Regions from separate parts of the Mus musculus genome. Here regions 2, 3, 4, 5, 6 and 7 are each linked to region 1. Evidence: chromatin loops called from intact Hi-C (ENCODE). Cell type or tissue: left cerebral cortex. All regions are shown on one strand. Region 1 holds the start of Ntng1 (netrin G1). Region 2 holds the start of Prmt6 (protein arginine N-methyltransferase 6). Region 3 has its middle 500 kb from the start of Gm26076. Region 4 has its middle 130 kb from the start of Gm25681. Region 5 overlaps Ntng1 (netrin G1). Region 6 has its middle 300 kb from the start of Gm26076. Region 7 overlaps Vav3 (vav 3 oncogene).

Region 1 (4,000 bases):
GGAACTGCAGAGGTAACAGGATGCAAAGCCACTAGCCTGTGGAGATTAGCAGCTGTGAACAGTCACAGTGAGGTCACATGAGATGCGTTTGCATCCCTTCAGTGTTCTTTGTACGCCTGTCTGTTGTGAAAATGGGATCTTTGGGTTTCTTCCTAAGAAACAGAGGCTCCTGTCTTTTTGTTAACTGTCTCAAAAACAGAATGTAATTCAACAATTTTGACAGATCTTACTTATAAGGAAGTATGACTGGGTATTATTAAAAAAATCCTGGGAGTTTAGAAAAAACAAGTACCCCACATTAGTATTTTAAAGATTTCTATTTTTATCAATAGAAGATCAATGATGGAAGTCAGTGCATATTTTCTAGGATGTTTGTGGAGGGATAATATGTAAAAATGACTTCAGAATCCACTAAGTCTAAAAGAAACCTGGCATCCCGCTGCCATGTAAATGATAGATCCTTCCTTCTAATATAGGGAAGTTCAGAAATACAAGCTTCCACAGACACAGCTGAAAAATTCTACACCCACTTAAAGTTTGAAACAGAACTCCAGATTCTAAAATTAAAAACACTTTTCTGAAAATATGTTAAACCACTTACTTCCTATAACACCACATAATTCACACAGACACACACACACACACACACACACACACACACACACACACACGTGTGCACTTTTCACTACTAACATATCCTTGCTTTCCCAGGTCATATGAGATTTCATTTCCTTCCCAGTGACTTGAGGTTTTTGTTACTCAGAAACTCTCTTCAAACCCTGACCTACTAGCTAAATGCACACCGGTTTAATTGTTTAAACACACTGTCTGATGGTCTGCAGAATCATAAGGGGAACTAAGAGAGAGGTTTCTCTCCCAATAGTAAATATATGAAAGAAACTTCAACATGCATCAGCTGTCTCCTAAAGCTAAAAAAAAAAAAAAAAAAAAAAAACAAAAAAACAAAAAAACAAAAAAAGCAAGGCACACACATAAAGCAAAACAAAGCAGAACACCAGCCTAAATCATTTGAACCCATGCCCAGTGAAAGCAGACAAAACAAAACTCTAATGGGAACACAGTTTTATGTCCAAATAAAATAGTTCCTTTTAAAATAAGTATGATGATTCTCCTTAAATACAAACTACAGGAAATACCTACAAATTAAAAGGCAAATTACATGAAAGACTTAATGCTCATGTTGGTATTTCGTGATGAAAGACATCTCATGTCATGGGGGGTATCTAGAAGAAAAAACATCCCCCTTGTAAGTGGGACAGAATGGTATGAGAGTTGCCTGATGGATTTCTTCTTTGTACCCTGAATCCCTTGCAAGGATCCAGGTTTTAGTGAAAGCCTAAAAGTTTCTTGTGTTTCAAAACAGTCTTAGACAATTCCTGAGCCGATTTCCCTCTGCCAAAGAGAAAAGCTGGTGGGTAGGGCATTCAAAGAGACAAAGTACCAAACGCTTGCAGACCTTCTTGCTGGTTAGAGGTACTTTACTCTTCATGAACCACACAATTCAGAAAATCCTTGCCCTAGTCGAACATCGACACAAACTTTCTAGCAAGCCTAATTACTATGCATATTTGAACAAATGATTTTGAGGGAAACATCTTCCTTTCCTTTATTTTTTTTTCCTGTCAAGATAGGAAAACTTTTAGTATTTTCAGTCATAAAACAAGGCCTGAATTCCAGAGCAAAGCGGTTGCCAGATTCACCATATGTTTGGTGGAATTCTGAGTCTCGCTCAGAATTTTCCACTGTGAAGAGTGGTAGGCTGCTTGGGTACTCCTTAGGCAAGGAAATGGCACAAAAGAGACAGCCAGAGGACCTAGTATCTAAAAATCCACACCTGGCACAAGCATAGCAACTCTACCTGACACTTTTTCAAATAAAGTTGCTTTAAAATACACCTTACACACCACCCCACTAAGGATTTTCCTCCCATGCCCTTGTAAAATGACAGCTACTCTTAGGGGATTTCAGAAGGTGGGAGGGGGGTGGAGGAAGTCCCTGGATGAGGTTACCAAAACAAACAGCAGAGGGCGCAGTTTCTTTTTTTAATCTAAGTTTCTCTCCTATGAATCACTTAATTGGTTATTTTGAGCCCAATAATATTCGGTATTATTTGTATTATATATAGATATCCACAGATCCATAGCAGAGAGAAACTCCATGTCCCTAGTCGAATCCATCAACTGATAATGCGAAATCAGTATGGGAGGAAAAGCTCCCACTAGCTTCCCAATGCTGAGTCTTTCCCTCCTTCCACGTTCTTCTCTCCCCAGCTTCCCGATGTGTGGTAGTAACGCTTTAATCTCGCACCAATAAAGGAGATTAAAAGAGGGACTTCAAAGCTCTCCACAGGGCGAGCAACAAGGCAAGTTTTTATTTATTTTTTCCCCAGATGAGAAAACTGGTAAAAGAAAATTTAAATTAAAAAAAAAAAGAAAGAAAAAAAGAAAAAGACAAAGCTTGTGCGATGCGTGTGGTCAGGTGTGTGTGGGAGACAGAGCGCTGCGCGTTGCGGGTGGGTGGATGGAGGCTCAGGATGCAACAGCCTGCGACCCGGTGCTGGGCGCAAGCCTGGGATGTAGTGTGGGTGTGAGCGGTGCGAGTTCTGGAGTGCGCACAGGCTCCGCTCTACCTCCTTAAGGCGCTTTCCAAAGTTCCTCGCCCACCCGGATCTCCCCTCCCGCCCTCGGTGGGCACCGGGGGTTGGCAGAGGGAGGGATAGAAGGAGGGAGGGAACTGATGGAGAAGAGCCACCCAGAAAGGCGCGGGTCGCTAGAGGAGAGGGGAGCCAGCTGCACTTACCCGGGCCCCCCGCTGGCCCTCCACGGGGCGGGAGGCCAGCCGTCGGCGCGGGGCGGCGCCCCTGCCCAGCTTGGTCCCGCGTGGGGCGGAGACCGCGGCTCCGGGGACCCACTGGCGGCGCACGGGGCGCGGGTGGAATGGGAACGCGGCGGGTGTGGACCTGAGCCGCTGCCACCGTAGCCCCGGGGTATCCCGCCCTGCAAGCACCCTGTTGGCGGCGGGAAGGAGGAGTCCACAACCCCAGACCCCATAGCACCCGGCGCCCGGAGTCCCCCGCCCGGGTTACCTTGGTCTCTTGCCCCTGGGGCAGCCTTGTCGCGCGTCGCCCCCTCTCGGAGCCGGGACCCTGACAGGGGGAATTCCTTCCCGTTGACGTCCTCTTCCAAAATGCAAAAGATCAGTGACTTTGACAGGTAGATGAGGGGGAGGGAGAGGGGTGGGCGGAGAGGAAGGGAGGATGAGAAAGGTGCCTCTCCCTCCAAAAATACAGTGGGATTAGGAACCAAATCGCCGCCTTCCGAGGTCTCGGCAACCTTCTCCGCTCGCAGCTTCCCCGCGCCGCCGCCGCCGCCGCCACCACTTCTCGCCTTAAACTTTTACTGTGGGTTTTTTTTCTCTCTCTCTCTCTCTCTCTTCTCTGTTTCTATTCCTTTCTTTTCTTTTAAGCTGCAGAACGATTTTCCCCCCCTGGATCCCAGGGGATCAGAACCAGCAGCCAGGCGGCTCTATCCCGCTTGGCACCGCTTTCATTTTATTTCAGATGAAGACGTTAGGTCTTTTTTTTTTTCTTTTTTGTCAGAAGCGACATAAATCAGGACAATTAGCCTTGGCGCCAAGAAGATCCTCTCGAAGCAATTTCGCCCCGGTTTTCTTCGCGCATTCCTCCACTCAAGTCAGAAATGTCACTGAACATAGCGTTGATGGCTGCGAGACGCGACGCACCCAAAGTCCGTTTGATGAAATATACATGGCCCCAAGATGCTTCGGGATTGCGGTTCGCCGCTACCCAGCCCCCGCCCGCGGCGCCCGGCCGGGACCCTGCTCCCAGCCCGCAGCCAGCTCTCGGCAAACTTAGGGGCGCGGACGAATTAGAGAGTGAGCGCCAGGGGCCCGCAAAGCGACGAGCGACGAAACAGCCCCAGGAAGCCGCAGCCCTCGGAGGGGTGGCGTGTTCTTCTCA
Region 2 (4,000 bases), 110 kb after region 1:
GAAACTGGTGGTTTTATATTTGTATTTTTCCTTCAAAATAGAGCCCCAGCAAATTAGTTTTAATACTTTAGCAATTTAATATACAATGTTTTTAAAAAGCCAAAAACAGAACCAAGGTTACAAAAAGTGAAATTCAATAGTACTTAAGAACAGCAGTTTTCCACACCCGTTAAGTCTTACACAGCTAGAGCTCAAAACCATGTTAATCATCATTTGAGCTGTTCTGAAGCTGAGTTCTGCAGGAGCTTTGACACCAAGACAAGTAGCAGCATTATAGTAAACTCACAGACCACACACAAAACGTCTAAAGACCTCAGCTATAAAAAGTGAGAATGCCGTTTTATTTGCCACAGAAAGGAGGGAAAGGAAATATGTGAAGTAAATGTGACAATCTGACTCACACATCATTGTAAGGGAGCTCCCCAAATGCACACTGTTCACAGTTGTCTGAACTAAGAAGAACTGAAGACAGGAACTTTTATTAGATTAGAGTGCTCGCGTTCCTTTCATACAGAATTAGACCTGTGCTTAAATAAAGCCAGCACAAGAGGTAAAGGGTCCGCCCTTGGGCTAGGTTCAGCAACCTTCCCTATCAGACTGCTTTACAAGAGTCACAAAAATATTTATATTATAAAACATAGGTTTTCTCGGCTCAGTCTTGAAAGTCAAAATAAAAATATTAACACCCCATCACTATTTCACTTTCAGACCTTTTCTCCTGTCACTCTCAGAATTGCCTAGGCAGGCTGTAAAATTAAGCCATTTTACTAAGGTTCATCAAATTTAGCACTCCGTGAATTAAGCGTAAGGAGAGCAGGGTTATTTAAAATACTTCTCCTGTGCCCCACTTCCTTACTAACAATATGAACGTTAGAATATAAGGAAGCACAGGTAGGCACTCAAGACTTGAGAGAATTCCAGCTGAAAGAAACAGCTTTAAAAATCATTCTGCAAGTTTCTGAAATGTAATCAGACCATGTTGCCTTTCTCCCAGTTTCATACTGATAGGGATGGGGAGGTGTCAGATTAGCTCGTGGACCAATTATAAAAAGATCACATTTATTGCCCCCCCCCCAACCCCGGCAGTTAAACAAAAGAAACAGAAATACAAGAGTTTCTTTATACTACATGCTTTCCAGGTTTAAAAGCCCGTTAGTAAGCACACTGCATCAGTCCTTGGTCAGGGATGCTCACTTTTAAAATAAACACTGCCAGAAGAATGTCCTCAAATGAAGACTGGAGCGGTGAGGTAAAAGAGACAGCTATGTCCCCAACTTGCATAGGCGATCTCCCTTTCTCTTCGGACCTTCCGAAGAAGGTGGAGGGGGAGAAAAGGCAACGCTCAGTCCTCCATGGCAAAGTCTTTGGTCTTTTCCTCATGGTCTCCCACTTTGTAGCGCAGAAGTATGCGCAGACGCCGGGGGTTGTCCGGGGAGGGCAGCAGGGTGATCTCTCCGGAAATGTCCGTATCTTGTTCCACCGGCACCGGCTCGTTCAAGTAGAGGAGCGCCTGCTTCCAGTGGGTGGCCGGGTGAAAAGGCGAGGTGGACAGCACCAGAGGTTTCTCCGAGTCCCCTCCGGGAAAGGTCACTTGAAACCAGACGGCGAAACCATGTAGAGGCGCGGAACCATAGCAGCTGCAGCGGAAGCGCCCGCCCACACCAGCCTCCAGCTCCTGCTCCAGGCCGGCTCGGGCCAGCTCGAGCTGGGCAAAGCGCTGCGGCCGGGCCAGCACGTCCTCTCCGGACAGATCCTGCACCACGATCTCCGAATGGCCCATGAGGCAGCGCGTGGCGAAGCTCTCCATGCAGCTCATATCCACGCCATAGTGCTGCTTCACCTGGCTCCAGAAACCCAGACGCCACTCGAGCATCTGGTCGCTAATCGGGGCCACGAAGAGCTCCGCGGAAGCTGGCAGGAGGAGACCGCCCTCCTTCAGCCATTTGGTCCGCGCGTGGAGCACGGAGCTCAGCATGGACTCGTGCAGAAGTCCGTAGCCCATCCACTCGCTGACGATGGCGTCCACTCGCTCCGGCAGCTCCACGGTCTCCACCGGGCCCGGCAGGACGTGCACGCGGTCCTCCAACCCGTTGAGCCGCACCACCTCCCGGGCCTGTTGCCAGATGGCGCTGGCCTCCACCGCGTACACGCGCCGTGCCCCGGCCTGGGCACAGAAGATGCTGAGAATGCCGGTGCCCGCGCCCACGTCCAGCACCGTCTTGCCTCGCAGCGCGGCCCAGTTCTTCAGGATGCCTAAGCGGTAGGCTTCGGTGCGGACCTGGTCGGCGATCATCTCCTCGTGGACCGAGACGTCGGAGTAGCACTCGTAGTACAGCTGGTCCCGCTCGCTCTTGGTCCTCCGGGGTCGTGGCGGGGCCGCCTCCTGCTCCCCGCCATTTTCCTCCTCGGCTCCCTCCCCTCCGGCGCCGGCGCCTCCGCTGTCCCCCGACTCAAGCTTTCTTTTCTTGCTCAGCGACATCTTGGCCCCGGCAGCCGACCCCCAGCATTCGTTGCGCGGTGCGGTGCGCAGGCTCAGAGTCCCCGGGGCCTGCTGGGATTCGTAGTCCGCTTCCTGCATCCCGCTTCCTGAGGGCAGAGGCTCAACCAGAGTCAATCTTGGCACACCGTTATTTTCCTCTAACGCCATGACAAGTTGTTCTCTAAGACCACACTATTTTCCCGAGATCCTTTCAGTTTTTGCCCTTTCCTTTTACCCCTTGTCAGGGTTCTCTAGAGTCACAGAACGTATGGGTAGCCTCTGTAGAGTAAGAGAATTTGTTGATGACTTACAATCTGTAGTCCCCAAAGATGGTCAGCAGCAGCTGTGAATGAAAATCCAAGGATCTAGCAGCTGCTCAGTCCCACACGGCGTCCTGGCAGAAAAAGTGAGTTTTCCTTCTTCCAGTGACCTTATGTAGGCCTCCCGCAGGTGTGTCCCAGAATAAAGGTGTGTATCACCACTTCCGGATCTGGGACTTCCTTTTCCCAGGCTGACCTTGAGCTTTTGTCTCAAGTTTCCTGGGATTAAAGGCATGTACTACCTTGCCTGAGGCTAAACTTTTCATGGCCATATGCCTCAAGATCTTCCTGCCAAGGCCGGGCGTGGTGGCTCACGCCTTTAAACCCAACACTTGGGAGGCAGAGGCAGGCGAATTTCTGAGTTCGAGGCCAGCCTGGTCTACAGAGTGAGTTCTAATACAGCCAAGGCTACACAGAGAAACCCTGCCTCAAAGAAAAAATAAACAAACAAAAAAACCTCCACTCGGTTCAAGTCAGAAACCTGTGTCTTTCAGCCTCAAGATCACAGGTGAGTGAGCCTTCCAATTCTGGACTGTAGTTCACTCCAGATATAGTCTAGTTGATGATAGCCAGGAATAGTCACTACACTCATTTTTACACATTCTTGATGTAGGCACACCACTTACAGCTACAAGTCTATGTTTCCCTCACAGGACCTCCCCCGCCCCCCACTACTGAATTATGTGGCACAGTTCTTGTCCCTTCTCTGACAGTTGTAACTCACCAAACTCTCTGTTCTAACCAGAGTTAGGATACAAAGAATATGTATGACGCAAAGTGAAAACCAAATAATACAAGATCTTGATTCTGAGTCCAAAGTGATCCCTGAGGTACGTTAAGCTCCAGGGCAAATACTGAAGAAGTGCTGTGGCCATGAAATGTATCAGCCACCACTGTGTCTCTGGAGAATAGTTTACTTGGTCTTGAGTCCTGTTCTGAAACTTCTGTAGTTCAAACTAAAGAACAATTAACATCAAGGGTATGATATTCTCAAACCCATTTCCAGTGTCTTTGGTGACCAGCTTATATATACACATACATACACTTAAATCTATGTATCTGTGTAAAAACACTTGCTTGGAGAAATGGTGAAACTCATCTCTTTTGACTTCTTTTCCAATGCAATTCACTTTTAAAAAAAATTCTGCTATATCTCCTTTTAAAGCCAGAATTGATACCCACAGGCTCAGTTATTTTATTT
Region 3 (4,000 bases), 930 kb after region 1:
TGACTAGCGACCTCATCTTGCAATAATATCCAAGTTTTCAAATATTGGACAAGGTCCATTTCTATCAGTTATGCAGTTTTTCCCCCTTATAGCTCCAAATTCAATCCAGGGCCAGACATATGATAGCAGACACTCTGCTGGTCTGCTCTACCTGATCCTTTGACTCTTGCAGACTTGGTTTTTGCCCGGTAACTCGGAATGACCTTGACATCCGAGGGTAACTCAGTTGATCTTTCTAGTGTAACTTCTTTGACTTCCTGGAATAACCTCCTCTAAGTCCTGAAATTTCAGATGTGCATCACCACATCATTAACTCTTGTCTTTGTGTGCCTTTAGTAGAAATTATACTTTCAGCACTGTATGTCCAATTGGTTTCAGTAACATTTCCTTAAAATTAAAAGAAATATGAAGAATACTAGGTTTTGAACATACATCAGGATAAAATACTGGTTGTTTAGAAATAATAGGACTGATACCACTTTTCCTTATGCATTGATTTCTCACATTCCTTAGGTTCAGACCACAGTGTCACACTCCAGCTCCATTGTATCTCACTAGGGATATATTCTGGCTGGAAGAATATACTGATTTTGATTAAAAAGTGATCACATAGGGAACAAGTTATTCATAACTTCATTTTTAATATTGAATATATGAGGTGCCTTAACATCTATAAGCTGGGAAATGAATCAATTTATAACATTAATGCATTGCAACATAATCTCGGGAATGACCAGAAGGAACATTCATGAAGAAGAATAAATTTTACTCATATAATAGTGAATAACATTTATTAATTTATTGTTATTCTAGCTATGTCTATAATCTTTCAAATATCTCAGTATAATTTGTATCTACTTATACATGAGAAGTTGAAAAATCCATAGGAAACATGAAAACCAAGCCCAGAGAACTGTTCTCTTTACAAAGAAGGTACAAGGGACTCAGAAAGGGATATAATGTTTTCAGCAACATTTTTTCTTCGAAGAAAATCTGAAGCAATCATGGAAAAATGCTAACACACATATATAAAAACCAAATATACATGCAGTGTATTTTTCCCTCAAAGCAAATGTCTCACTTTAAAAAAAAATGAGTTCAAAATAGATTTTAATACTCATGCATCTAATTAGGTTGAAAAGATTTAGCCACTCAGAAATGATAACTCCAAGAGCTTACTAAAAGACTTTAGTAATATTGTTTGATTCAAAATTAATCATATTTATAAACATCAGGACATTAACTTTATATCTTTCTTTCCTATAGTCCGAAGCAAATTACCCCTAAACATTATGCTTTGTCCTGTTAGAAAAGTCACGTCTGAAAATTTTGCTAACTTTTGGTTTTTATTTGTTTTTATATAGTGCTGTCTGTCTGTCTGCCTGTCTGTCTCTGTGTATGCATGTGTGTGTTTGTGGGTGGGTGTGTTTGTGAGTGTGTGTGTATGTGTGTATACATTTAAAAATACAGTTTATGAAGACTGGAGTTTATTGTTCAGCATTATATTTTAGAGCCTAAAACAGTCTCTGTCCAGTAAAAAGGACTTTATATAAATTGATAGTCATATTAAGAATATCTTTTTATAATCTCAATTTAACATAACAAGAAAAAGCATAGGAATATTAAAAATGTGTAAAAGCTTGTAAAATAGCAAAGGGAAGACCCAAGATCCAACCCGAACTGTCAGCACACGTGACCGTTCCCTCTGGAAAGGACATTGTTCATAGAACATTTTTCAGCCTGGCCTCCAGAATTTAAAAAAGAAAAAAATTTAAATGTACATTCTACTGGAGTCACAAGTCACAAGGTATCTGGTAGCACATTTATTTAATACTCTGTGTTCTGTGTTTAATTCTTAGAACTCCTTCTCTGTAATGGGGTCCTCAGTTCTTGAAACTTGCCAGATAATATCTAGAATCGACATAAGGCTTGAAATCTACTCAGAGTATCATTATTCCAACAAGAAAACAAGACTATCACAAAAAAGAAGGAAGAAAGAAAGGAAAAAATGAAAAGGGAGTAAGAAAGTAGGGAGGGAAGGAAGAAAGAACGAAGGTTAAGTAAATCTGAAAAAGATGCAGTTCCCACCCCAAATCGGTCCAGAATAGAAATAAATGTGTGCACACATCTTAAGCCTTTTTAGAGAATAACATTTCATATTCAAGAAGACCTTCTTTCGGTGCTAATTCCATGGCTACCTGAAGCCCCAGAGCAATGCATGCTAAGAATTTGAAGTTGAAAAACTAAGACATCTAAGCGACTAAGAAAAATTCATGCCTTCCACCTGTCGTGCCTGTTATGCATTCGCCTTGGATTAAATCAATCCTGAGAAAAACTCATCAAGAACTACGGAGCTCCTCCTGGCGGTAGGCTTTAGCCAGTGAAGCGTCTTCTTCAAGCTTAGAACAAAAAGAACATTGAGCAAATGCACAGTTTAAATTATCTATAAGTTACATAACTGTGTTCTTAGGAAACTATGGGTTGCCTAAGTTGAAATTGTGCAATTGAAAGTCAAAACATGTTGTCTTAACTATTAGCAAGATTTGATTTAAGTTTTGCTCGAGCATCAAGACCAATGTAACAATCACAGGAATTCCAGATTCAGACAATAAAATCATAATTAGTCTTTGATACTTCAGCGACAGTGCCTTTTAAATTTGAAACATCATTTCTGATTTTTCACATAGTAAAAATATTTAATACTATTATTACATCAGAGAACCCGAGACCTTAAATGTTTAACACTCTGAAGGTCACTAAACCTGTAATGATCAAACCAGGATTTACACCATGGCTTATCTGCTTTTAAAGCCTTTGGCTGTCTTCTCTTGTGTCACATGACTTCCACTAAATTATAATAAATGTCCAGACACTGAGAAAATTAAAAATATATCATTGATACTTCACATCTCTTCTCAGTTATTATAGCTGATGCTCTTGCTATTTATGTGAGGACGGCTGAAAGGAGAAAAATGAGTCACTGTATACATATCATGCTGCTAATGTAGTCACTGTCTCCAGAGCCTGTCACCATGTGCAGCTCTGCCACTCTCCTCAGCCAGCTGTCCAGAGCCTTTGCAGGAAATGAGCTCTCCCATAACTGATAGCTCAATTCCCTAGTGAGTTGGCTGCTCCTGCCTTTCAGGGTCGCAGGTGTACCTCAGTGCTTCAGCACTTGAGGTTACTTTCCAGTGTGCACTAGAGGCATATCTGCTTTGCATACTCAGGGCTATGAAACAGACACTGTTTGATCCATGTGTGCAGCAATTTCAGGAGGCAGAATCAAGGCCATTCATTGATTTAATACTCTTCCAAATGTGCTTTATATCATTTGCTGAAAAGAATTGTCTGCTTCTGAAAGAAAGCAATCCATGTATTAAAACACAGATATAAGTGCTTTAAGTAATTCAATTTATAATTTAATTTTAAAAATACATTTTCTCAAAAATGTAGTTGAAATAATAAAAACAGAGCATAGCATACACTCTACATATGGTGAACAATTTGGTGCTCTTTGTGTTGTTAGCTTCAAGTGATTACATGTGGTGTGGTCATCCCTTTGATTCCCACAGGTGACAGGAGAGGTCAAGTGTCACTGAGATAGTATGGGAGGTTGGAAGATGAGGGCCCCCTCTCCAAATCCCTTAACAATGCAATTTTTGAATTCTGAGAAGCCAATGCCAGAAAATTGGTTCATTTGCCTCACTGCACAGAGTATCAGTAGACACTTGCTCATCTTGTGGCTTTCAGGAGTGCACAAAATAGAGTTCACACGTTGTGCATTTCTCTCACACACTCTGAGCTCAAGTGAGGTCACAAGACACTAGGCACAACAATATCAGAGAGCTAGGCAAGCCAGGCTTGCCTCTGGTGTGTGCCTCTGGTGGCTGCTGGTGTTTATCTGATGTGTCTGAGCTGGGAAGGCATTAAAGCAGCAGTGCTGCTGAGGTGGGTCCACATAAAATCCTTGCCATAAATGCCACAGAACATTTTAATTCCA
Region 4 (4,000 bases), 410 kb before region 1:
AGAAAAATCTAGAAATTGATTCCCTATTCTTCCCTGAGTAGAGAGAAAGTCTTCCATCCCTGCCCATTAAGCTTGCAAAAGAAACAAAGGTTTCTCTGGCCTTTTATGCATCTGTGTCCTTATATCCCTGGAGTGGTTCTGGCTTGCCTTACACATTATTCTCACCAGATTTTTTCAGAATGGAATTGGACCCCACTGTCCCCCTTTACTAGCATGGGTGATATCTTTTAAAAGGCAGGCAGCCTGGGCATTTGCTTAATATTGGAATGCCAGGAGATGTGGCTTATGGAGATAGAATAGGCAAGATCTTGCTGTATGTTCAGAGGTTACCAGCCCTCTGGCCCTCAGTATTAATGCCAACAGTTAGGGCTTCATATACAGATTTATTTCACACGAAGGAGGGTGAGGACCAGAGTCAGGAAAAAGGGAAATAAGAAAGGCCAGCCTTCCCAGGCAAGATCCTCACCATAATCCAGTGTGTGTTTGAAGACCTGTGAACCAGCATGGAGAGTATCCCAATGGGTCTTCCATGTTCTAAGATATTCATACATATTCATGAGTTGAGACTTCTAATGAACTCCAGTGCAGCTTGGCAAGAAGACAATGCAAAACACTGCCTGGAGCCTGCTCCGCTCGCTTGTGTGACTCGCCATTAGGACTGTCTCATGATGGCAATGTGACAGCCTCTCAAGTAATTACAAAGCACTTTGATTTTCAGCGTCCTTTAATGTTCCAGTACCCCTATGGAGTAAATAGTATTTCTTATATTTCAGAAATGAAATTCCTGGGGTTTCCAAAGCTGTATGACTTGGGAGATAGCGATGAAGTGCTAAGCTGGGACTTCTGACTTCAAGTATAGCACTCTGGCTGTGCCCTCAAAGCCTGGATTTGCAGGTTGTATCCCAGGAGAGTGAGGAAAGCTGCACCCAGGAACTCAGCTTCCCTGTCTCATTCAAAGCACCTTTGGTAGTCTTTTATTTTATATTTATGTGTCTCTATGCCAATATGGTTTTTGAGTACAATGGTTTTGGTTCTAAAAGTGAGTTTTTAAAGGCACAACACTATTCCATAGCAATGGCAAAAATGAGACTTTCCGTCAGCCCCTCTGTCAGGACTCTGTCTCTCCAGATTCCCAGCAACCTCTGCTAGAAGCCACCTGTCTGAGCAGGTGACCACAAATGCTCTTTCTTTGCTTGTCTTGGAGTCTGCCTTCTGTTTCCGTGGGCCCTTCACAGGAACGGTGTTCAGCAGCTGAGGGGCCTGGCACTAAGCCAGATGCCATTCATCCTAGATCAAGGTTCTTCTTTTCTTTACAAGAATTGAACCACATGTTCCAACTTGTCTCATAAATATAAAAAGAAAAGGCTAGCTTCCGTTTTAATGAGTGGAAATAATTACATGTCACACACCACCTAAGCAGTTCTGTGTTTGCTCTGACTGTAATGCTGACATTAGCATTCAAAGACGCTGCTCATACTGTGTGCAGATGTGAGGTTTCTAGGCTGTCATGTTTCTTGCGGCCACAAGATGTCAGGCAAATATGGTCATGGGTTGTAGGTGCAGGAAGGTGTCTTGCCTCCTGAATGCCATTGATGAGTTCATTAGCTGATTAAAATCCTTCCAATAAGCTTGTTTGGAAGAGCCTAGGGAGAGTCTATGAAATGTGTCATATTGTTATCCTGTTGATGGAGACACTGAAAACCACTAGCCGGTAATCAGATTAACATCAACAAATATTGATTGTACATGCTTGCACGATTAAATCTTGAATAATTAACGGCCACTGAGTTTCTCCACTCTCACCATAGTGTGTGTTACCATAATAAGCAACAGGCACTGTTTCCAGAGTACTGGGCTCCCACTCAAAAGCAGATACCCTTCGAAGTTGCTGCTTGAAGCGTTGCTAAAAGAAGGAAATGTGTTTTAAAGTGACAACTTTTATGCAAGTATGAGAATTTCTATCAAGTGACACATATTCCAATAACAGAGCCACAGACCTAAACACAAGCACGTAGATAACGCAGAGTAGTTTACTCACAGGCTAAGAAGATCTGTCAATTAACAGTTGATCTGACTTGCCATCCCTTGCTATGCCTTTTGTCTCCAGAATGACTTCCTATAGCAGTTTCCTTAGGGGTCTGGTGGACGGAAGCAATAATGACAAGCAAAGGTTGGAGTCAATCAATACATGGTTATTGAGTTCCTACAGAGGGCTGGGTGCTAGTGACAACCCAGCAGACCTGGAGGGCAAGGTCTCTGCCTGCTTCTCCTTTCCTCCTCATTTATCTTCCTTTCCTGTTTTTGTTTTTTTTTGTTCTATTTTTTAACCCTTCCAATCCTGCTTACTGCTCGGTTAGGCGGTGAAAGTGGAGCTCTTATTCACTTGAGAACACATTGCCCTCCCACTATATGGTAAACGTAGGCTTGAAAATTCAGTGACAGGGTTAAAATTGGTCCTTACTTTTGTTAGCGATGTTGTGGTTGTAGAGGACACAGTCAAATAATCTACTTACATCCTGTGTCGATGATGTAATCAAGCAACTGTGCCATGGGGGAGGTTGGTTCTGTTTGCTACTGGGAGCATGGTGTACCTTTCACAAGCAGGGAGGTAGAATCTACCAAGTGAATGATGGGTGAGGAGCTTGTAGGATTAGAGTCCATGATGGTGAGTCTGGCAGCACAAAGTGAGCTACTGTACCAAATGCACATATACTGCAGTGACTAGACAGAATAGACGTTTGTCTTTCATGTAACAATTAGAAGGGAGACAGAATGTCTGGCTGGAAGGTCTACTCTATGGGGTTATCCAGGGATCAGTGTCCTCTGAATTTGTCTTCCCAATATTCTGGAGGCACTTAATCACATGGATGGAATATTAGCTGGCTTGCTGCTATGTATACGAGTAAATCACGGGGAGGGGAGATGTCCAGGACAAAGTGTTACCTCTTGGTCAACTGATGCTGAACTTGCCCATTTCTTATACTTCATTGGATCTGAGAATAGATACATAGCCACAACTCCATGCCTAGTTATGTTTTGTTTTAGGTGAAGTGGCTGTGTATTCATGACAAAGGGATGAATGTACCATGGGAAACAATGAGCAGCTGTCCCTAGTAAAGGTGAGTACAAAGGAGAAGCCTGTGGCAGAACTTACATGGAGCATCGTGCTGCTGGATCACAGCTCAGAGGACTTGCAAAGCCGGGCCAGGGTGTGCCACAGTCTACACATTACATTACTGAAAGAATTTAAATAAGCTTTGTGTTTGGGGAAGAGCCTCGTACCCGGAATTAAGTTATAGTCGAATAGTTAGTGTATAAACAGATGGTGGTGTGGCTACAGGCAAGAGAGGGTAAGGACATTACTCATCAGTGGGAGAGGGACCAAAGGTAAGTGTCCTGTAGATCTGGGAGACATTTCACTCATAATCAAGACTGAAATGGCTAGGTTTCCACTGGTCACCTCAGATGAAAGCTGTTAACCAATCACACAGACAGGGAATCTGCTCTCGATGGCATTGCTTCCGCAGAAATACAACCATAGTCCCTGCCTACGGTCTTCAGTCTTTGTTAAAGGCATTACTCTATAGAAACCACATTTACAGAAAGAATCTTTTGTTATTCACCAAGTTTTGTTCTCATTCACCTTTTAAATAATTCTCTTGACAACTCTGTATGCTCAACGTTGGTACACGGAAGGTGCCTGCCACTCAAGTGATGGAAGCACACACAGCAAGTTCCCTGAGACTGACATGTAATTCAGAACACCAAGGAAGCCCTCTGTAATGAGAAACACAAGTGGCAAGCAGGCAAATTCTAACTTGGCCTGGTATAAAGAGGTATTCTGTCAGGAAGACAAATAGATAGAATATCACATTAGGTGTTGGGAAATGAGCAGGGGCCAGTATATATTTGAATATCACATGGTTTTTTCAGCTCTGATGCTTTGAAACCTTCATTCCCAAGAGGGACAAATAGCTATCAAGGACAACTTCTTTGCTTG
Region 5 (4,000 bases), 360 kb before region 1:
TATAAGACAACTTAAACTCCATTTTAATATCAGAAATCCACCTCATTAGAAGTAATCTCACACTCTGTATGCGATCAGAATTTTCATGTGCATTCTTTGGTGAGCTGGGAATATGATTTTCTATTTATGCTTCTAATGTAAATCTGCCATTTCTGGTTGGCCACTCTGGCACTAAGCCAAGGCGCTAATTTATTTCCATCTTTCCCTATTTCTTATATCAAAAGATGCTGTTGGTTTGAATAACAAACATCCAATCGACTTGGACGTGGGGTGGCAGGCAGAGCAGGAATTACCTGCTTACCTTTTATTGCCTTCTTTGAATTGGCTTTTCTGGGAACAAAACCAATAAGACATGCTGTTCCTTCATCTAGTTTTGACTCGGTTATTTGTCAGAAGACATTGTTCCCCCTGCTTCCCCCTGGTTCAAGCGAGACTGGCGGTAGGGTGAAGAATTCAGCCTGGAACGAGGCTTCTGACCTAATACTGTCATTGGTTATTGTCCCACCAAGTCATGTAGGACTTCATTGTCTTTAATCTTCTGGTTTGGCCTCATAATTATTTCTGATTCCAAGAGATGCCATTGCTGACACATTTGTCACCTGCAGGGTGGCAGTGTGCCGGGATTGAACATACATTGTTTCAGCCCCTCCAAAAACTTTGCAGTGATTCTCCACCCGCCCAGCTCCCTCTGCTGTCATGTACAGTAATTGGCCTAATAAAAGGCAGAAACAAGAATTTATTACACCTTGGGCAGTACTTGAAACAGACTTTATTTTCAGGAACAGCAGTTATGTCTACTTGCTGCTGTATATTTTGATATTTCATTTAAATACTTAGAATATATTCAAAGTCAAATTGCTAATCACTCAATTTCCCTGCTGCTGTCCTGGTTCCCCAGGTGGCCTCTTATGATACTCCATGTAAACACTGTATTTGGAAGGATACATAGATCGGCATCCCTAGAGTCACATGATCACCATAAATCTGTGAAAATAGCATGACTTAAAAATAAAAGTCTCTTAGTGCTCTGCCAACAGGCTTTGGCATAATCTTGGCAATCACTTAGATATTTCTTTCTCTCTGTTTTTGTGGTTATAATTTTTTCCCAGGTGGAAAATAGTCTCATATTTTGCAGACGTTGTCCAAGCTAGTGACCATCAATCCGTCTTCCTGGTTATTAAAGTTGTCAGCTGACTGTGTTCAGTCCACACAAAAATCAGTGACGTGACTGGGAAACTGCTGGGTGGTTGCTCCTTTCGTCTTAAGAAACGGCCATACAATTTCCTGATAACATTTCTGCAGGAATTTTTATTCTTTAAATCTTCCAGTGTTAAAGCAACAAGAAAAAACATTTAAAATGTCCTTTGGTGGAATCTTATTACACTTGCTATATGTAAACCGATATTCTTTGATGCCAGCACGCTCGTTGCCCTTACAGAGAAATCTCTGCATGACGAAACGAAACAAAACCAAAGAGGACCAAAAACTCAAACATCAGTCAGTCTTTGCTGATTCGAATTAGATACATTAACAGATTGTCTGGTAACATAAATTGGCAATAATACAAAAAATCTACATATTACATTATTTCAAGAAAAATAACTTCATTTGAATACAAAAGGATAGATACACTTTCTCTTTTCCTCTAACCACTCTTGTGAAGTGGACGTGAGCTGGCACTGGGACCGCAGTGCTGCTAAAATATACAGGGGTATGACTGGCTTGCGCTTTGGAGGGGGCTGTTACACGTGTGTATCACTAACATCAGACAAAGAAATCTTTCAACCAACAAGGGTTACAGAGCAACGTTCACTAAAGCACAGGTTGGAAGGGATTTGGGGGTCGGGGGGACTGAAGCAGGCCAATATGGCAGCTTGTAACAGATTTCCTTATACCCACAATGCACCTGACAGCGAAGAATGCTTTTATTTGGTTGGCCCACACACTGAGCAGAGCGGTACTAGGGTGCACCACGGTAGAGTAGCGAATGTTTTTAGGTTGGTTGATCAGTTTGTTTTCCGTCTTTCCTCTTGGGGGCGCTCTCACAGCCTTTCCAATCCGCAATCAGCTCTGCAGCTGGCAATGAGATTTGCAGTGAGAATAGCAACAGCTGCCAATTCCTCTGGAGTCAATGATGAACAGTCTCAACTCCGATGTGCGATGTGCTGTCCGGTTCTGAGAGATATGGCTTAGTTCAGTTAGGCCCTCTTCTTTTATACACTGTGTTGGAGTGGGTGTGCGTGTTTTCTATGTCAGTGGCAATCGCTTGGGTTGTGTTTGCTTCCCCACAGCACAGGCCTGTCGGAGGGCTGGGTGTGACCCCTAGAACACCAGGGGACCGGCAGTCCCCAGCAGCATGGTCAGCAGCAGCAGTGCTGGGGAGCCCCGCGGGGGTGCTCCCTGGCCGGATTCGGAGCCACAGCTGCCCGCCTCTTCGCACCGTAGCTTCTCACAGAGGATGCCGGTGTAGGCGTCTGGGCACGCGCAGCGCACATTGTTCTGGCAGGTCCCTCCATTCTGGCAGTGCAGGAGCTCATTGTCGCAGACATTAGCTGCAGAACGAGGGGAGGGAAAGGGAGGGGAGGAGAAGCAGAATCAATTTAAGTTCATCTGGAACATCATGTTTTCAGCTTTAAAAAAGAAATTCTCTATCGATCTTGTGCACCCCCCTTCCCTCCACAAACTAAGCATGTGACTCCAATTTCCAAACAAATGTAGTCGGCTGCCTTTGTTTTGATCATATTAGGCCTTTTCATATAGGTTTCCCCCTCCCCTTCCCCTGCAATCTTGGTTAATCTCCAGTTCAGGCTATCGAATTTAAGGTAATGCAATGCTCCTGGTTTGGAAATTTTTGTGTACGTGAGACCTGTTGTGACCTCCTAGGTTTTTTTTAAAGGACAAGTGCCTGATACAAGAAAACAGAACCTTGAAGCCAGATGAGTGCCGTTTAAAATGCAAAGCAGTGCTGCTAAAATGACCAACAACCTCTAAGGTCAGGACATCCATCCATCGTCCCTGAACCGATTCCAGCCTTTTCGTGCATGCAAAGAGGCCACAGGGAAGCAGGGGAATGCAGGGTTAGGATGTGAGAAAAGTGGCATGCTCCAAGCAGGCAACAGCCAGATGGAAGAGGAAAAGCTTGTTTCGTGGGAGGCATGTGAGGAAGAGCAGTCACATTTGTCCCTGACAGCCCAGCAGAGTTTTTTATTACCTTGTAAATATGGGGAGTAGAGCCCAAGGTTACCTTGATTTGGGAACAGTAATAAATGCAACGGTGAAACCCTGATTACCAAAATTTCATTACATCCATCAAGGAATAGAATCGGGTTGGAAAATCAAGAAGCAGCTCCTGACTGAAATCCATTCACAGCCTCTGTCACAGAACTTTCACCTCTAATAATTTCTCCTATCGTCAAAATTCCCCTTAACCTCATTAATTCAATGGCTTGTATTCTCTTAGATAATCAAGGTTTCACTGATTTAGCAGAATGTTAAATAGAACCCAGGGAAATTAACACAACAACAAAGAAGAAGAGAGCCAAGAACGAACGCTTTCCGACAACATTTGCTGCTTAAGCACTTAACACATAGACCACTCTGGACAGGGGGCAGGCGGGGCACAGAGCAGAAAAAGGAGCTTCTTTTATAAATTATAAGTTTTTCATTCAAAAAAAAATGTCATGGCCCAATTTCTCCAAAGATGGATTCACACACACACACATACACACACACACACACACACACACACACACACACAGCACGATGGTGCTATTAAATACAAATCGTTGTTACAAAATAGTCCCACCTTCCACACATAATAACTATAAGTAGCATTTGCTTTGCCTATTAATCATGTTCAATACTCATGTCACCTTGAAGAGGGGCTTTGTCCACACCCACAAACTTAGGAATGCATCTGTGTGTGAACGGTTGAGGGAAGGTGGCACTGGGCATCCGTGGAGCTAATAATAAAGTTCTCTAAACAGAGTCCAGTGTGACT
Region 6 (4,000 bases), 720 kb after region 1:
TAAAACTCAGCATAGTTATTAAACATTAATTGGATTTAACTCTAAAATAATATGAAAATTTTATGCTTAATAAACAATATTATTAAGATTGAGAAAGGTTTTTCTGACATTAAAAGTAAACTTTTTTCAAATTATAACAATTATTGATGATTTCATGACTAGAATAAATTCTGATGTATATAATTCCCTTTTTTGAATATTTACCTGAGCTTAAAATGAAGGTTTATGATGTGAAAGAATTCTTCTATAATAACTTCTGTTTTTCTTAGTAAGACATTGTTATTTGTGATGCTTATATAATTATATGCCAGTGTAACTGAAGGATGTAATGACATTTCGCTTTGAAAGCATTTAAATAACTCAGGAAATTGCTTTACTATTCTGTTTCCTGACTTAAACCCTCTTTTGCCATGTTCATTTTATTACACAATCTGTCTCAACTCATCCAGGCAAAATATATTCCACGATGTATAATGTGCACTGTGTGTTTTATGAGTTGATAGCCATATAATTGAATCCACTCTTTCATTTACATTTACATAGACATTTAGCATATTATACATAAACAGTTTTTTTGATAACGTGCATGCTAATAATGTCTGAATATGATTTTATGTTCATTTTCCCTCCTTTCAGTTATTTTGGTTGACTTTGAAATCTGTTATTTCAAGAATTACTACTTAATTTACAGAGTATAACATATTCATGGATTGAGGAAGAATAGAAAATAATCACTTGATCAAGTAATGATGTATAATTACTTTAATTAGGAAATAAGATAAAAAGGTACAAATCAGATATTTGCCTCCATAAATTTAAAGTTTATGATTACTCCAAAGCATAGGGGTGTTCCAAACCAAGTTATTGTTATATCCCAGAAAAAAATACTGGTGCTGTGGGATGAAGAAACTTTTTTCACTCAAGAGATAAAGTACCACAGAAATTATTCTCTATCCTTAAATAGTCGTTTTCTACTGAGCTTAATATTGTTCATGAGCAGAGACTTGGGTACCAATAACCAGAGCTTTATCATCATTTTTATTATTAAATCATTTTAAGTACTATTTCTTATTCTTTCAGAAAACTGATTATAAATACCACAGTCTTTTTTTCACTTGCTTTCCTTTTCTATGTGTCTGAGAAAGACTCAGAAGGACCCTTGGACGAATGTGGACACATACTCACTACACAGTAGAAGTGCTGAACCAGGGGTGCATTTAAAGCACCAGGCCCACGTGACAAATGGAAACATTGCTAGAAATAGATGCTTTTCAACTTCTTCTTTAGAAAATAACTTTTGGCATCTATTCCAAGAATACTAAATTCTCTCCCTAACAATATCTTTATTAGGCTATTCTGTAAATTAAGTTTCATTTTGGACGAGTAGTGATTCTTTTTATTATACCCTTATATCTTTACTGAAAAAAAATAAATGAAAGCAAAATAAGATTATTTTGTTTACTTGATGTACTTTGCCAAATAGGCAGTTAAAGTTTCTTAACTGGGGAAATTATTTTTCTGTTATTTTTTGTCTTTCTGTTCTTATTTGTAACATACTGGCCTCATGACCAAGTGATGGCTGCTAGAGAATATTTGTGAGCACACACCTTGCCTTCTCCTTTGCATTCTGCTCCTGATTTAGTCAGTAGCATTTTCTGTGAGTTCAAAGTGATGACATTGACCTCAGCGGAGGCACATGTGACTTAGATACTGTCTGATCTCTCTTGGTGTTATTTTTTTACACTTCTCCTCTAATGATTGAGCTGGCTACGAAAATAGTTTCACCTGGAACTTAGGTAGTAGGTATTAGTATGATTCTAGATGGAAGTACTTCCTTAAAGATCAATGTCTATTCATATCCACTTCTTTATATAGTGTCCATGGAGACTTCTAAAGAGGGGACTTGAATTGTGGGCATTCATGCCTTTTTCATGAACTCAGGACTAAGAGTCATAATAAAGGTCTCTGGAGTACCCCAAAGAGAATGTCCTTGTGGGTGCAAAACAGCAAAACTCAGTAAGTAATGTCTTCAACCGAAGAATGAATTACTGGAGCTCTCCCCCTTGTGGTTAGCTAAGAACCCACTGAAACCTGTTCTCATGAGTTTCAGAGACTGGCAGCATATACTTTGGAATTATTAAAGTTACCTCATTAACACTTGTAAGCTAAAGGACATTCCAGTTACATTTAACTTTATGTATAACACCTCCACTGTATCTTCTCAAGACAGACTCTTCTTATGTTGTGCATTTTTATTGTTTTGAAATAGTAAATTCTTGTACTACTTTATTAAGGACGAGACTTTTTAAATCCCCAACTTACATTCAACTAAGAATTGGTAGTACAATAGAAAAATTCTAGTGAACTTGTTCAAGTTTCTTTAGCTTAATATACAGGGTAGAATCCAGGGATATTAACATAGAAGGTGAAAAGTGGGTAGGATTACTTGTGCAGATTTATTATATATAAGCAAATCTCTGCAAATTTTCAATAAGGAAAAGGCTGATTATGAAAATTCAAATAAAGAAGAACTGAATTAATGTAATTCATATTTGAACAAAAGAAAAAGGAAGTTAACATTTTATTATGCTTCTCTAAGTATATGATTAAGTTAAGGGTGAGTGAGTTACAGTTAGAACAATCCTGTTAACTTTAGACACCAGATTGAGGCTATGATATCAGAGTGATATTCAAATAGCTCCTAACTTCAGGTAAAGAACTTGGTATATTGTGAGAATTCTGCTTAAGTTAAGTCAGCTCTGTGGACATATAGACACTAAGAAGTTAGAAGACACTCTGCAAAGAGGCCCATTTACTCTAGGTGATGACTGCTAAGTTTGAGGACCCAAATTTTATTACCGAAGCCATGTTGTAGAAGGAGAGACGTGATTTGCACAAGTTCTTCTGTAGCCTTTATACATACCTCCTGACATATATGTGCAAGCAAACATACAAACTTTCTAACAAACAACCAAATAAATATAATAAAAATAATTTAAAAGGAAAAGAAAGTAGTTATTTACTTGCCAATGCCCTTCACAACATGAGAAAAGGAACAAGAGAGGGGGCAGTCGTTTCTTAGAATGTGTGTGTGTGTGTGTGTGTGTGTGTGTGTGTGTGTGTAAACCCAGATATTCAGAACTGGAGGGAGGATATATACTATATAAAGTATTTAAGAAAGTGAGTGGTTCTCATATCATGTCAAGTCTGAGAGGGCAAATATGGAGCAAAGACCTTTAAGAGTATGGAAGAACGTAAGTTAATGGGTACCTTTTCTTCTAGAAGTACAAAACTTTCTTGGCAATAGCACAGTATGGGTCCAGTGACTGTTGCTATAATATAATGAGGCATGACTTTCCTCTCTCTTGTACTAACCCTATTCTATTATTTATGAAGTATTTGTTCTTCATGTTCTAATTTTTTACTCTTTCTCTAATGTGCAGGAAAGCCCAGAAAACTGGACTATAGAGCTTTTGAATCAATTCTATTTTTTTTCCTTATTTTTCTTCCTTTTCCTCCTTATTCTCCTCTTTTCCCCCCTCCACCGCGTTCTTTCCCTTCTCTCCCTGATCCTTCTCTTTTTCCTGTGTGATAAAGGAGAACGTGGCTACATATACATCACATTTCTTTTCTTTTTTTTGGCCTTAAATATTATGTTCATTTAATTCCATTAGAAACAACCAAGAAATCTTATTATTATGTTAATGTAGTTCATTCTTACAACCTCTGTTTGTTTTACCTTTACTATTATACTTTCAGAGACCTACGAATATTGGTTTATTTAACCAATATTAAAGGTATTTCTGTAGTATTTCACTTACGTGCTTATATATTAATGTGTAGTTATTGAAGAAATAATAATATATATCATCTTTAAATGTTTGAGAATTAAACTATTAGTTTCTTTGTTATTTCAAAGAATAAAACAGAAACCCCATCTTCAGAAAAAAATCATTTCTTAAAATAGTGTTTTAAAAAAATCTAGTAAGGGCTGGAGAGA
Region 7 (4,000 bases), 610 kb before region 1:
AGACTAGAATTTTCTAATGTTTTTCAAGGGCTGTGGACTCTTTGTCTGAGAGAAGGAGTTTCTCTAGGGGAGGACAGCTAAGTGTCTTGTCTCAGAGGAAGCAGGGTCCTAGGACTGCATCATAGACATATCAGTGACCATTTTGTTACATTTTCGTACGTCATATAGCTCATCCTTAATACAAGCTAAGTGATGCGTGCTTATCCTCTCGCATGTGAAACACATCTGTGGTAGGCAGAGGCTGTTCAGTAGGTGGCTGCCTGAGCATCAGCTCCCTTTCAGGCTCAGGTTCTCATCTCCTGACCTCAGCATTTGACTTCTGTCTTCGGTGTTGCTTACTTTAAAGTATAAATGGTTGCTGGAATTCTGACTATACGATCTACCTGGTAGGTGGCGAGAAGGTAATCTCTCTCTTCCGATGGACCTTCTACAACAAGTATTTTTCTTAAATCAGGGCAGAACTTGGACACCTAACTATACATGACAAGGGAGGCTGAGATGATCATTCCTGAGTCACATGGGTTTAAGCCAAGCTTGCTGCGAGAGAAGGGAGAGAAGCGGCCTTGGAGAGGCAGGCAGCTAGCTTTACCGTTTGCAGGCACACAGGGTGTAGACGGAACTGAGTTGCTCCTCTGCACCGACACCTTCAGGGGCCAGACACTCCTCATCTTTGAAGACTTTTGAAGCACCCCAGTAATGCAGTGAAGCACAAGTAGGAGCCATGTTTGTATTTTGGAGTTCTGTTGCCTGCTTATTTGAAGAGGTAGAAGGTAGATAGACCTTGCTGCAAAATTACACAGAGTTGAACCTTGGCGGGAGGGGGAGTCTGTAAGCAAAAGTTAAAACATGCAGGGCAAAATCAAAAGCAGGACTCTCAGTTAAGGTATCAGCCTAGCTACTATCTTAACATCATCTATTCCTCTTGAAACTAGCTATACCAGGAAGCCCTGAGAGCCGTGCTATTAGCTTTCTAAGACAGGTCCTCCCTTGCTCTTCATGAAGTAGAATCATCTGGGTAAAAGCCAATGCTTAAGATTTTGCCCAAGGGTCAGGTTTATTCCATTTTGTTCATTGTTTTCACTCATTCTGCTTTTCTAAGTCATAGAAAACAAAGAAAGCCAAGAAGTGTGTGGTATTGTGACAATCTAGAAAATGCGGTCAGGCTTCTGTACCTGTGGGGGGCCCGCTCTTCCCAGTGTCTTTAGCTTTACCCTGTGTCTTGTCTTTCTGGAATTCTCTGGACTGTGCCTTAGAGGAACGTTGAAAAGGATGATGGTGGTTGATCAGGGGAATTGAAGTTTTTAAGATGGATGAAATGTTGGCTAATTCCATTTACAGAAGATGACAGTTCTGTTTATAGGAGGATCAGACTGCTTTTGTTTAAAATATTTGTAGATACATTTAAGGCATTTTTAAGGCTGCTCTTAATTTGGTACACTAGAGCAAAAGGCAGAGAGTGTGTAGGCACCTGTCAACAATGAGGATGTACAGGACTCACACCATCTCCCAGTGGTGACCTGGATCTCAGCCTCTGCCCTCCTAAGCACACCCAACCCTCGCTCAGCAGCACATTCTCTGACCTTGTCTGGCCGTCACAACTTCCAGCATTTAGAATCTTCAGTGAAACACATTAGAAGTTGGCAACCTCCTTAGAAAAAGCTGAATGGAGAGAGAGGGGGGTGGCAGTGACCCACTTGGACAGAGAAGGAGAAAGGAGTTGTCTCTCTTTTTCCTTACTAAAAGGGATAGAAGTACTGGTTGTTGTTTAGGTTGCAGAAGACCTTGTGGAGCTAAATGATGCTTAACTGCTGAAGTGCTGGGAGCCTTAGCTAAGCATCCATTTAAATGCTTAAGAGGCGGATTGCTTGGGACACATGGCATGCTTCCCTTTATTTCCAAAATGATGTTTGTTGCCAGTTGTCTCTTATAATTCCATTTGATCATCTGAGAAACAGGAGGATGAGTGTCTGTATTCAGTTTGGCTGGGTTTGATATGGATGTGAGCACCTCGAGCCAGCTGCATTCAGCCTTTTGTTAGGAAGCCATCACTCTCTTCTCAGACCCCTTGTGCTCACTGTGTTCTCATGGATTCTCTGATTAGCTTTAAGTGAACAAACATTCCCAGTCGTTTTCCTGTATAGGAAACCAGCAATCACAGGGTCATGTCTGCAATGTTGAACAGTGTTGCTACTCTGTTGTTACCACCGAGTTTGGTATCTCAGTGCAAAGGGTTGTCCCTGTCCATGAAGGTGTTCAGTATCTATCTGCCTTCAGATCTTGTTCTCTAAAAGGGATCATTTTTAATTGCTTTATTTTGCTTGTTTTTACTGTGAAAAATACACAGGGATCCTTGATTGATTTGTGTGTGTGTGTGTGTGTGTGTGTGTGTGTGTGTGTGTATTTTGCAGGAATGTCAAAAATAAAATAAATGTAATCAAAGAACAACAATGTTCTAATGGTGATTTTTTTGAGAGTCTCATATGGTTCTGGTCAACTTGGATCCCATTAATAGATGAGGTTTTAATTGAACTTCTGATTCTGTTACGTCCAAGTGCTGGGATTGCAGATCTATAGGCGTGTATTACATGCCCAGTCTCAAAGCTTTTTAAAGGAAGAGCTGGAAAGAGAAAGAAAAGATAAAGGCGGGAAGAGAAATAGATACAGTCAGAAGGGGTAGGTTCAGGGTCCGTCTCTGTAGCATTTATTAAGGGAACTGAAAGGTCCTGTTGCCTTAGATTTCTCCTGACTGGGCTGACTTAATTCTTTCTTACTCCCTTGAAGTACACAGGCCATTATCATAGGCACCATCTCAGCTTTTTAACTGTGTGCTGGCTGGCACAGTGCTGAGGGACCGGCCTAAGGAAAAAAAAGAGCACAGAGGCCAGCTAGGATCTGTTTGGATATTATTCATCCTCTAAAGCAAGACTGATGGTTGTGGCAAGAAGAAAATGGGAATGTGGGCTACACTGCTTGTATCACAGCAGCTGTCTAGACTGGGTGGCTCCTGAGCCTAGAGTCTCCAGGGATGAGCTCAGAGAAAATTGCTGCCACTAAGGCAGAGGGGTGAAGGAAGATGCAGCCATGAAGCTCACCAGCCTGAGGTCCATTTAACATGAGATCCAGTTTAGCTTCTAATTTATTCACCCTCTCTTTCCCTAAGGAACTGAAATCACAAAAAAGAGCATGCATGTCACAGAATTAAAAAGAAAAATTTAAATAATCAAAGGTCAAATAAAATAGCATTTCCTTCAAACTCACACTCTACCAGGGAAGAACGTTCTCCTGAAACTTAAGTTTCTATATAGATTGTAGAAATGTGTGCTCTCTCACATTTTGAACTCAGAATTATATTTCATCAAGTATAATTTGTTTTGATCTGAAGTATTGCCCAGATATTCTGAATAGCAGAGAGATAATTACAATATAAAATTGGGTTCATTCTTTAAATTTTTATTGAGTACTTTCTTGTTGCCGGACCTTATTCAAAGCCCTGGGCACAAAACAATGAAGTAGCCATTGAGATTGAAATTAACACACACACACACACACACACACACACACACACACACACACGCATGCGCGCGCACCCACATGCACACGCACACACAATGTATATATGTATATATAATGTGTATATGTGTGTATATATATTATTGTGTTTAGTTAATGTATATAGGAGATTAAATTTCAGTAGTGAGCCCTTGATGTTTTGATCCAAGTCATCTCTTTCTCTAATCTCATTTGCTGGGGCATCAAAAGATAGAAGCCAAGAATGGCATCACCCAACCCTCTTCTTCCACCTCTGACCAGTATCCTACCAGTCTCTGCAGATGATAGCTGACTGCTTGCCTGTACTCTGTACTCTCCTTCACCACGTGCCTTAGTTTAAGCCTCTTGCTTCTTTCTTCTCACCTTCCCAACCTGTCCATTCTCACGGAGCATCCAGGCCATCTGGTCATGTACTGGCCATCATTTAGTCTTTGGAGATTTTTGATTGCAC

The links. A loop is a pair of places that touch in the nucleus more often than their neighbours do. Peaks named below come from ENCODE experiments on the same cell type or tissue, not always from the same donor. Only the 100,000 strongest peaks of a DNase experiment are listed, where the experiment ranks them.
Region 2: a loop joins it to region 1, with 5 times the contacts of the local background. A loop is called at or near these places in 9 of 42 quality-filtered maps.
Region 3: a loop joins it to region 1, with 8 times the contacts of the local background. A loop is called at or near these places in 8 of 42 quality-filtered maps.
Region 4: it touches region 1 in a loop (4-fold over the local background); 4 of 42 quality-filtered maps call a loop at or near these places.
Region 5: a loop joins it to region 1, with 8 times the contacts of the local background. A loop is called at or near these places in 5 of 42 quality-filtered maps.
Region 6: a loop joins it to region 1, with 7 times the contacts of the local background. A loop is called at or near these places in 2 of 42 quality-filtered maps.
Region 7: a loop joins it to region 1, with 4 times the contacts of the local background. A loop is called at or near these places in 9 of 42 quality-filtered maps.

Annotation. Positions count from the first base shown.
Region 1 is chr3:110,139,794-110,143,793 of GRCm38, forward strand. It overlaps Ntng1 (netrin G1), which reads right to left and starts at 3,679. Exons shown (of 8, transcript NM_030699.2): 1 at 3,107-3,679. In left cerebral cortex, CTCF peaks have their summits at 2,037 (motif pointing right) and 2,238; DNase peaks (open chromatin) are centred at 556, 1,419, 1,775, 2,000 and 3 more places; H3K4me3 peaks cover 2,492 bases; H3K27ac peaks cover 2,154 bases.
Region 2 is chr3:110,248,493-110,252,492 of GRCm38, forward strand. Prmt6 (protein arginine N-methyltransferase 6) reads right to left here and starts at 2,507. Exons shown (of 1, transcript NM_178891.5): 1 at 33-2,507. The coding sequence starts at 2,479. The coding sequence ends at 1,343. In left cerebral cortex, no CTCF peak of the experiment used is centred here; DNase peaks (open chromatin) are centred at 286, 406, 1,667, 2,185 and 1 more place; H3K4me3 peaks cover 2,971 bases; H3K27ac peaks cover 1,726 bases.
Region 3 is chr3:111,066,970-111,070,969 of GRCm38, forward strand. No RefSeq gene overlaps it. Among named protein-coding and RNA genes, the nearest start is that of Gm26076, 500 kb to the left of the region's middle. In left cerebral cortex, a CTCF peak has its summit at 2,359; DNase peaks (open chromatin) are centred at 2,356, 3,045, 3,670 and 3,816.
Region 4 is chr3:109,731,172-109,735,171 of GRCm38, forward strand. No RefSeq gene overlaps it. Among named protein-coding and RNA genes, the nearest start is that of Gm25681, 130 kb to the right of the region's middle. In left cerebral cortex, a CTCF peak has its summit at 1,519 (motif pointing right); DNase peaks (open chromatin) are centred at 595 and 1,498.
Region 5 is chr3:109,780,360-109,784,359 of GRCm38, forward strand. It overlaps Ntng1 (netrin G1), which reads right to left. Exons shown (of 8, transcript NM_030699.2): 8 at 1-2,552. The coding sequence ends at 2,323. Among named protein-coding and RNA genes, the nearest start is that of Gm25681, 81 kb to the right of the region's middle. In left cerebral cortex, a CTCF peak has its summit at 2,043 (motif pointing right); DNase peaks (open chromatin) are centred at 1,208, 1,427, 2,070, 2,419 and 1 more place; H3K4me3 peaks cover 1,622 bases; H3K27ac peaks cover 788 bases.
Region 6 is chr3:110,864,129-110,868,128 of GRCm38, forward strand. No RefSeq gene overlaps it. Among named protein-coding and RNA genes, the nearest start is that of Gm26076, 300 kb to the left of the region's middle. In left cerebral cortex, a CTCF peak has its summit at 2,079 (motif pointing left); a DNase peak (open chromatin) is centred at 2,001.
Region 7 is chr3:109,530,526-109,534,525 of GRCm38, forward strand. All of the region lies in intron 15 of Vav3 (vav 3 oncogene), which reads left to right. Among named protein-coding and RNA genes, the nearest start is that of Vav3, 190 kb to the left of the region's middle. In left cerebral cortex, no CTCF peak of the experiment used is centred here; a DNase peak (open chromatin) is centred at 1,649.